Regions from separate parts of the Homo sapiens genome. Here region 1 is linked to region 2. A link is a loop called in an ENCODE intact Hi-C map of the cell type or tissue named here. Cell type or tissue: ovary. All regions are shown on one strand. Each heading gives the region's core, and the rest is flanking DNA. Links, peaks and the distances in the headings are about the cores only. Region 1 overlaps MAP2K3 (mitogen-activated protein kinase kinase 3). Region 2 has its middle 300 kb from the start of FLJ36000.

Evidence for each region. Peaks named below come from ENCODE experiments on the same cell type or tissue, not always from the same donor. Only the 100,000 strongest peaks of a DNase experiment are listed, where the experiment ranks them.
Region 1: a loop joins it to region 2, with 17 times the contacts of the local background. A loop is called at or near these places in 1 of 110 quality-filtered maps.

The regions. Positions count from the first base shown.
Region 1 is chr17:21,294,032-21,298,409 of GRCh38, forward strand. The region is part of intron 1 of MAP2K3 (mitogen-activated protein kinase kinase 3); the gene reads left to right. Among named protein-coding and RNA genes, the nearest start is that of MAP2K3, 12 kb to the left of the region's middle. RefSeq lists enhancers at 2,702-3,241, 3,402-3,903, 3,904-4,378. In ovary, for the core only: no CTCF peak of the experiment used is centred there; DNase peaks (open chromatin) are centred at 2,506, 2,727, 2,973 and 3,824.
Region 2 is chr17:22,708,004-22,712,381 of GRCh38, forward strand. No RefSeq gene overlaps it. Among named protein-coding and RNA genes, the nearest start is that of FLJ36000, 300 kb to the left of the region's middle. In ovary, for the core only: no CTCF peak of the experiment used is centred there; a DNase peak (open chromatin) is centred at 2,298.

The DNA.
Region 1 (4,378 bases), core at 300-4,299, 1.4 Mb before region 2:
TGGCAGGTCGCAGCCAAACACATCCATCCACACCGTCGAGGTACATCTGCCCACGCAAAAGCCTGTGCCCACTTCTCGGGGCCTCAGTTTCCCCCGTGCCATGGAGCGCATTGGCCTTGTTGCTGTCCCTCTGAGGGACCCTGGGGAATAGAGGTGGCCTGGGGCAGGGCGGCGCCTCTTGCTGCTCACATCTCCCAGCCCTTGTGGCTCCTTCCCTGGCAGGCCCAGAACTTCTGCAGTAGAACAGGGACCTCCTGGAACATCCGGAAGTCAGGTGAGGGCAGTGAACTAGGAGCAGGGATTACTTCTGTTGTCAGAAACCTGGTGATGCTCCTGCATGTGGCATGGTGTGGGGCTGACTTTATGAGTGGAGGCGGAGCAGGGGCTGCAAGGAGGGGTTGTCATCTTGCCCCTGTGGGTGACCCTTAGAGGGTCACACAGCTTGGTCTCCCCAGGCCCAGGGTAGAGGGAGCAGCCGAAGTGGGGGCCCTGCCCTCAGGCTGTTGCTGTTTGGACGTTGGAGCCAGACAGACCTGCCTTTATGGCCACTCCTCACCAGACGCCCACCGTGTGGCCTCTCTAAGTCACCTCTTCTCCCGCATGCTTGATACAACAGATAAGTGAACCTCCCCTACTCCCTTGTGGAGTCACTGAGAGGGTGGACAGGGGTGGTCTGGGGCTGAGGGTGGTGTTCTCTTGGGAGCTGTGCACTTCCAGATGGCCCCATCTAATCTCCACGCGCCAGGCACTGCTATGGCATGACGCTGATAACCCGGGGAGGTTTGTCTGTAATCTCCACTTTACATATGTCCAGAGAGGTGAAGCCACTTGCCTGAGGGCACACAGCTAGGAAGGGGCAGAGTTGCAGTTGAGCCCAGGCCTTGGCTCCAGAGTGAGTGCTCACAGGTGACCTGCTGACTGGCTCTCTGAGATGGTAACTGCAGAACGGCCACCTGTGGGACTCCACAGCAGAGAAGCCATCAGGCCACAGGGAGAGCCGGTCACTGGGGCCTGCGCAGTCAGGCAGCCTCTCTGAACTGGTGAAAGGCAAGACGACGTAGTAGCTAGGACAGTCACAGGGAAGAGCATTTCAGGCAGAGGGAAGGGCATGTGTGAAGGCCCTGCGGTGGGAAAGCAGGTGTCTCATTCAGAGAAGGGCTCACTCAAGGGTCGGGGGCTCTAGTTGGGGGTGAGTGGGAGGAGATAGGGCAGAGCTGCCACGGCCAGTGAGAGTTGTGTTCTAGTCTGGGGGTGCCTCTCTTTACCTGTGGTGTAGCCTCAGGTCAGTGGCTGAATTCTGGTCAGTTTCAGTTTCCTTGCCCCTGCCTGGGGGCTGCTATGAGGCTGGAGTATGTGGAGGACACCCCAGGACACCCCGTGCTGAGAGCCGGGACAGGCGGGCTTATCGTGGGTTGCCAGTGGCCGCCGAGAGCCTCTGTTTGTTGTGGTGATGGTTGCCACAACGGCTGCACCTGGGCAGCCCTGGGCTGCCTGGCCATCTGGGCCCAGCTCTGACGTCTGCAGCAGCCTGAGGCCTGTTTCTAGGCTGTCTCCATGACGGCCTCACCCACTCCCTCTGACAGCTGGGTGGCTTCCCCATGGAGCCTGTGGCCCTCCTGATGCAGGCTTGGTGTCCCCAACAGGCCGGTGGATGCAGAGGCCAGTCCATATACCACCCAGGCCTGCGAGGAGCGTGGTCCCCACCCATCCAGCCCATATGTGCAAGTGCCCTTGACAGGTGGGGAAACTGAGGCTTGGTGAAGGGGGGGCCACATGATACAACATTCCCAAATCCCAAGGCATGAGGTGGGTGGCAGGCTGGGGCCAGAGGGACCAAGAGCAGAGAGAGTGCAGGGAGGGTGTGGCGTGGACCCCACAGGGAAAGGGTGGGACTCAAGGGGCTGGGGGCAAGGTCAAGGCCCAGGGTCTCTGTGCAGAGCTTTAATTTTTAACAGAAAATATTTTATATTCTGGTTACGAAAAGCCTGACATCAGGAATAAAAGCTACCTATAATTCTCATTACTTAGGGCAGTTTTTTTTTTCACCTCTGCAGAGAGGCTGGTCATATCCATGGTGACCATTTATGGGCCACAACAGGTCCCCATCTGCGCAGTGAACCCTGTGCTGAGCACCTTGCAGACGTGATCTTGCTTCGTCCTGCAGCACTGTGCGGGGCAGGTGGGTGGCATTTCTGCCTCGAGCTGTTTTGTACATGAGGAACCCAAGGTGCAGAGGAGGGCACCATGCCAGGGTCGCAGAGCTGGAGTTTACCACGGCTGCGCCACTCCAAGCCCAGAGCCTCAGAAGTTCAGAGACTTTGGCCCAGAGGCAGGATAGAAGTGGCCTCAGAAGCTGCTGGCCCTGTGTGCCATGGTTTTTCCTGTTAGAATGTGCTGAGCCTCTGCATCTCCAGACTCTGTTGCCGTTTCTTGTTGAGCACGAGACTTGGGCCCCTCCTTCCGCCTCAGGGAGGGCTCCCTGTGGCAGGGGTGCTGTGAGCCATGGCCTGGCCTGTTGGGGTCTGCGAGTCAATAAACTCAGGAGTGACTCCTGGCCAGACCCCTGACTTGCTGTGCAGCCTGGGGCAAGTGGCTTCACCTCTCTGAGCCTGTTCCCCAAGTAAAGTGAGGTTGGGAGCCCCTCCCTGTAGGGCTGTGGGAGTATCTGGAGTCACAGATGAGAAGGGCCCTGCCTGTGGCCGGTGCTGTGGCTGTGACAGACTCGCAGTGAGACCCATGCGGTCCCTGACAGCCAGGGTGTTGCTGCATCTTAAAATGAGATAAAAACGCTGCGCACAGGAGTAGTGACTAGGCGATTGATTCATGGGGTGAGCAGTTAGCAGGCAGGCACCCAGTGCATGTGGCGGCAGCTGCTGCTGCTGCTGCTGCTGCTGCTTCTGTCTGTGGACGCTGTTGTTTCCTGAAGCCTCTGGGGCCTGGCAGCGGGGTCCCCGGGGTGGCTTTGGTGGAAAGGCTGCAGGTATCTGCTTGCCTGGCTCCTGCACTCTGCCCACCTGCCCCAGGATGGACCCTGGGACCCCTGTCCCTGCCAAGGCTATTCTGTTTCCTGTTGTTCTGGCCTTGTCTTCCCAGTAGCGGTAACCACCCTTCGCCCTCCATCTGGGCTGGGTTGGCTGCTGGGCCCCGGTGCGTGGCTCTGAGATGGGGCCACAAGTCTGTGTTGCACCGTGGCCAAGGCTGGATCTGAACCTGGCTTGGAGGCGGCTTCAGAGACTGGGGTCTTCTTGGCAGGCGGCAGCAGGGCCATGGGCAGTTTCTAAGCCCCAGTACCAGCAGCCAGGGTGAGCCAGCAGCAGGGAGTGGCGGGTGGTGGGTGAGGGCCAAGATGTGGCAGGATCATGCTTGGGAAATGATGAGGCAGAAGCTCCCACAAGGGCAGGCATGTGGCCAGCATGTCTGTACTGGGTGGTCTCCGGGAGCCGTGTCACTCCCAGCCCTGCTGCCTGATGGTGCCAGAGCACCAGGTGACCCTGGCATCTCTGATCCTTGCTTCTCCTGCCTGTGGAATGGCGGCTATGCCTTATTCAAAGGGCGGCCCTGACTACAGGGAGCTCTCTCTGCATGCCAGCCCCACTGTGCCTGGAGCCCCAGAAATGCTGACCCTCCGTTAGTACCAGCTGAGTGCTGTGCACCTGGCCAGGCTCTTGTAGCCAGCCTGAGAGGTGTGGACACTGGGGCCTCTCGCCTGTCCCTAGGGGTGGAGTGAGGAAGGTACTGCCCCGGGACTCTGGCCTGCCTGGTGCAGGGGAGGGGAGAGAGCCAGCGCTTTTCAGGGGAGGGAGAGAAACGGGCATCGGGTGTCGGCCTCCAGGGTGAGCAGGGCCCAGCAGAGCTAGCCTGGAGGGCAGCCCGGGCTGGAGTCCCCGCCTGCTCCACCGCCTGTTGCCCTTTCTGGGGGCCTGGCCTTCCTCATCTTGGATGCAGTATGAGCCCCATCCTGCTACCTGCAGCTAATGAAGCCCCTGTACAGTGGCTGCTGCAGGTGCTGGCTGGACCCCCGCTGGGCCCCTTCTCACCCCACATCCCATTGACTAGTCAGGCAGGGCAGTGAGGACACCTCACAGATGGGGAAACTGAGGCCCAGGGAGGTACTCAAGATGTGCCCAGTGGGCAGGGCTGAGATAAGGCCCTGGAGTCCAGCCTCCAGGCCTGGGTCTGTCCTGCTCTGCTCCCCTGCAGGGCTGGTGGGCCTCCTTCCCCCTTTGAAGGCCTAACGGCCTGGCTTGGAGAGAGGGGGCTCCCGGCATGGGTGATGGCAGAGGCTGGCACCCTTGTGGGCCAGGGCCTGATGGCTCATGGGAGTGCAGGGGACATTGATGTCAAGGGATAGGCCAGACGCCTCACCTTCTCTCCATTC
Region 2 (4,378 bases), core at 78-4,077:
AGAATGGTGTCATGTCCATCATCACCATCCACTACATATAGGCCATCATACCTGAATCCCAGATGGACACATATCCTTGAAGGGTCTAAAATCCAGGATCCTGAAATACCTGGAAGTGGTATCCTGAAATCCTCTGGCAGCATTCTAACATCTTTTGACTGCAGAATTGTACCCTGCTTCCCAGGGCTAGAAGGTGTGGGGTAACCTGCTACCCAGTTCAGCCCCAAAGTAGGAAAAGAAAGTTTTGTCACAGGCTTGTCTGGGGCCCAGCCCCTGTAACCTCCCCCATCCCTCCTTTGCATGCTCCCTCACCCAGATTCACACATGCACTCCAGGTCTTCTGGGCCCAAAGGGAAGGAGAGAGGGTGGGGAGTGGGTTCACTGGTCCACTGGAGCATGCTGCCTCCAGCCCTGCTAAACTGGTGGGTCCAGGGAATGGGCCTGGAGCTGAAGGGGTCTTGATCTCCCTTTAACTTTAAGCCTTCATTTGCAGTGACCCAAGAGCTTCACTTCTTCCTGTGAGCCTGTCTGGATGTTTATGCTGGATGGCACGGGCCCCTTCTGGCAGGGCTGCAAAGGTCAGGGCCTGGCTGGCAGCCATGGCAGGTGAGGAGACCTTGGCAGATGAGAAGACCTTCTGCTTCAGCTTCAATGTATGGGTCTTCTCCTAGCTCTCAGTACATTCCTCCTGAGCCATGATTGGCCCCAGTTCAATGACACCTTCTGCGGCAGCATCATGGTGTCCAGGGGTATAATCTGTAGCATGTGCCAGTGCTACCCCAAGGTATATGGTGGTGGGGCTGAGTGGAGCCAGAAGGGCTGGATCTTGTTCCTCTCTTCCGTGTATGAGCCCCATCCTTCAATCATCTTCTTGTTCTTTTCATTTTGACTCCCTGTTTTATTCTGTCTTCTCTTCTGAGTATCCATCCATTCATTTATCCATTCATCCATCTATTCATCCCTCCATTCATTTCAGCATTAATCTATCAATCCATGCATCCATCCATTTATTTATCCAACCACCCATCCATCTATCTGTCCATCATTTAGCATAAAGATTGATCATAAGCCTCCTGGTTCTGGAGCCATGGACCAGACACCATGGGGAGACATGATGAAAAAGAAGATATAATTTGTGTGCTTGAAACAAAAGTTAATGAGTGCTTACCACCTGCCTGGCAGTCCTGCATTCAGGGTGCAGTTCTCCCCTCATCCTGAGTTTTTGGTACCTTCTGTAGTTTCATTTTGTAGTAGAGAATGCTGAGCCTCACAATATGTGGTCACTCAGCTGCATAGTGGAGTTTAGATTGGAGCTCAGATGTGTGTGACTTAGACATCACCCTCTGCCTTGAGTCCTCCACTCCAGGGTCCCAGAGCTGCTGAGCATTCTGGGGTTGGTCAGCTCTAACCTTGGTGGCATGCATTGAGCAACTCTCCATATTTTGGAGTCTTAATGTATTCTTAGCCTTAGTGATGGCAAGGACCCTGCTTTGGGAGACCTGGGTTCTAGTTCCAGTTCTGTCCCAAACTTGCTGTGTGATCTTTGTCTTTCTGAGCCCAGTATTTGCATCTGCACAATAGGACACAAGCACTAATTTTCATAGCCTCATAGGGTTGTTGCAGAGGTCAGAGAAGAGAAGAGACATATGAATATTTGTAGATTGTAGAGTGTTTTGTTTAGGTGAAGGGCTGTCAGATCCTGATAACCCTCTGGAATGAAGATGTCAGAAATTGTAAACCTTCAATGCCCAGAGAGGTGGAGTGACTCTTCCAAGGTCACATAGCTAGTCAGAGACAGACCTAGGGGAAAAAAGAAGAGAAACATGGATTCTAACTTGGGCTCTGTCTCTAACTGCCTGGGATACTGCTCAAGCTCCTTCCCTCTCTGGGCCTCAGTTACCTTGTTAGTACAATATGTGAGACAGGATGAGGGGATGGAAGATGGAGGGAGGGACCTGCTAGAGCTCACCTCTACGGCCCAGGCTTGGGAATCCCCAGAACCCCCATATTGTCCTTTACACCTGGGTGGCTGTACTCAAGGGCTCAGGGAGGGGGGACTCCTGTGGCCCTGGACTCCCTAGCCATTCCCCTTCTGTGGGCCCACCCTAGGCTGTCAGCGTGTTAGGTGCTGGAATGGTCTGAGCTGGTTTGTAGTCATTTCCGAGGCAGTTTATGGTCGCCTCACCTCTGTCCATGCCATGTCCTGAGCAGAGGCCCCAGAGAGAAGAAGTCCTGGGGGCCAGAGCCACCCGTGTCACCACTAGCCATGGTAGTCCTCTTCCCCGTGAGGAGGGTGCACCCTGGGAGATGGCATCGGGTGGAACGAAGCATCTGTCCTGACCTCCCTGTTAACCAGAGGTGGCTCTGGGGCTCTGGGCAGGGATACAGGAGTGGCAGTGGGAAGCAAAGTGGAGGAGGAAATATTGCTGGATACTAATGAGTCACAGTTGATAGATTCATGTCTTCATGTGCTGTGGAGGCAGTGTGGTGGGGTGCAGATGGCGTATGTTTTGGTGACCTACAGGCTTACATTCAAATAGCTGTTACCTCATGTTCCACATCTGTGACCTTGGCAGGGGAAGCTCCTCAACCCCGAACCTTGCATAGCTGAGTGGGAGAAACCAGAAGGGTCTTGTGTTGTCGGGGACCTGGCATCATGCCTGGCACAGAGAGTTTGCAAAATCTTCATTCTCAAGATTGGCATTTGTAGCTCTAGGGGATACACACAGAGGTCTCTGTATGTATGGGCAGTTACATGTGGATAGGTGTGGGTCGGTTTGTGTGTGTGGGAGTGCATGTTTCAGGGACACAGGCTATTCAAACCAGCACAAGTTGACTCTAATAAGGGAAGGGAGGAAAGCGCATGGTAAACCAGGAAGACGCTCTAGAGATGAGGCTTCCGGCACCCCTCATGGCCTCTTGGTGCCTGTGCCATTGTAGCCTTCGGTGCTCATGCATGTCCTACCCTCAGGGTCCTCCCTTGGACCTCAGTGCCTGGCCTGTGGAAAGCTTCAGTAAATGGGGAAACATAAATATAAGGGAATATAACTAGCTAATTAGGGTAATTAAGTGAGGAGTAGCCATTTCCAACATACATTAAGCTGTCCCTGATTTTTAGGGGCTGGAGGTCTAGTGAGAGAGACAATTTGCTGCATGATGGGGAAGAAGTAGGATTCACAGAGAAGGTGAGTTTGGCTTTGTAGGTTAAGTAGAAATTCACCAGGCAGAGAAGATGTAGGAAGACACTTCAGGAAGAAGAGCAACAGGATCAAAGCCATGTGGTGAAAGGAGAAGGCAAGTGGGTCAGCAATGCTACTAGAGGGGGAGGAGAACAAGTCAAGGTGGAAATGGAGGGGCCTTAGCTCCTCAGTGCCTGGGGTGTCATGCTAAGAAATTTGGATCTTACCCTTTAGTTGATAGGACAAGGGAGGGGCATGACCAGGTTTGCAGTTTGAGAAAATTATCAGGCTGATATCTGGAAAGAGGAAGGTCTGGGGCAGCGAGACCAATGGGAGGCTTCTCTGCTCAGGTGAGAGATGGTGGTCATCTGGATTAGGGAGAATTTGAACCCAAGGCTGTAGAAACTGAGAAGACAGTTCCAGTTTACCATATGTGGAGTACCTGCTGTGGCTGGCAGGGCACCAGCACTTCTACCCAGGTTATTTCATTAAAATTCTAAAGTAGACCTGGTCAGCTCTGGAAGCCACCTGGGCCTCAGGCATGAGAGAGGAGAAGGAATTGGGGCAAATCTAGTGGGTGGGTGCAGCTGGAGATGCTGAGCCTGTTACCAAAGATGGGACAGGAAAGTGGGGAGCAGGGAAAGGAGTGGAAGGGAGAGTGAGGCCTTTCCCTGCCTGGCTGAAGCCCTTACCCATAAGCCTCCCATTCCTCATTCCTGCCAGATCTGCTGGACCCAGGACCAGGACCCTGGTTGGTGTTAAAGGTTCTGTCTCCCCTGTGGGCCTCCCTCCCTCTGCTTCTTCCTTCTGAGGATTGCTCAGTGTTCTGCCTAACCATAAATCTGACGGCATACTCTCCTGCTGATAAATCTTCAAGGATGCCTCTGATTCTGGGCAAAGCCTGAGCTTCTTAGTTTTATGTTCTGGGGGTCTGCATTCTTTGATATCCCCTCCCCAGCTTCAACTCTGCCTTTTCCTCCTCATCAAAGTACATGTATTTTAATATGCTACCTCCTCTCCTTTTCCTCCAAGATTTTCATAATTGTGGTTGTGATGATGATGATGATGGTGAGGATGGTGATGGTGAAGGTGGTGATAATGATAGTGATAGTTAAGTTGAGGATGATGGTGAGGATGGTGAAGGTGGTGATAATGATAGTGATAGTTAAGTTGAGGATGATGGTGAGGATAGTGATGGT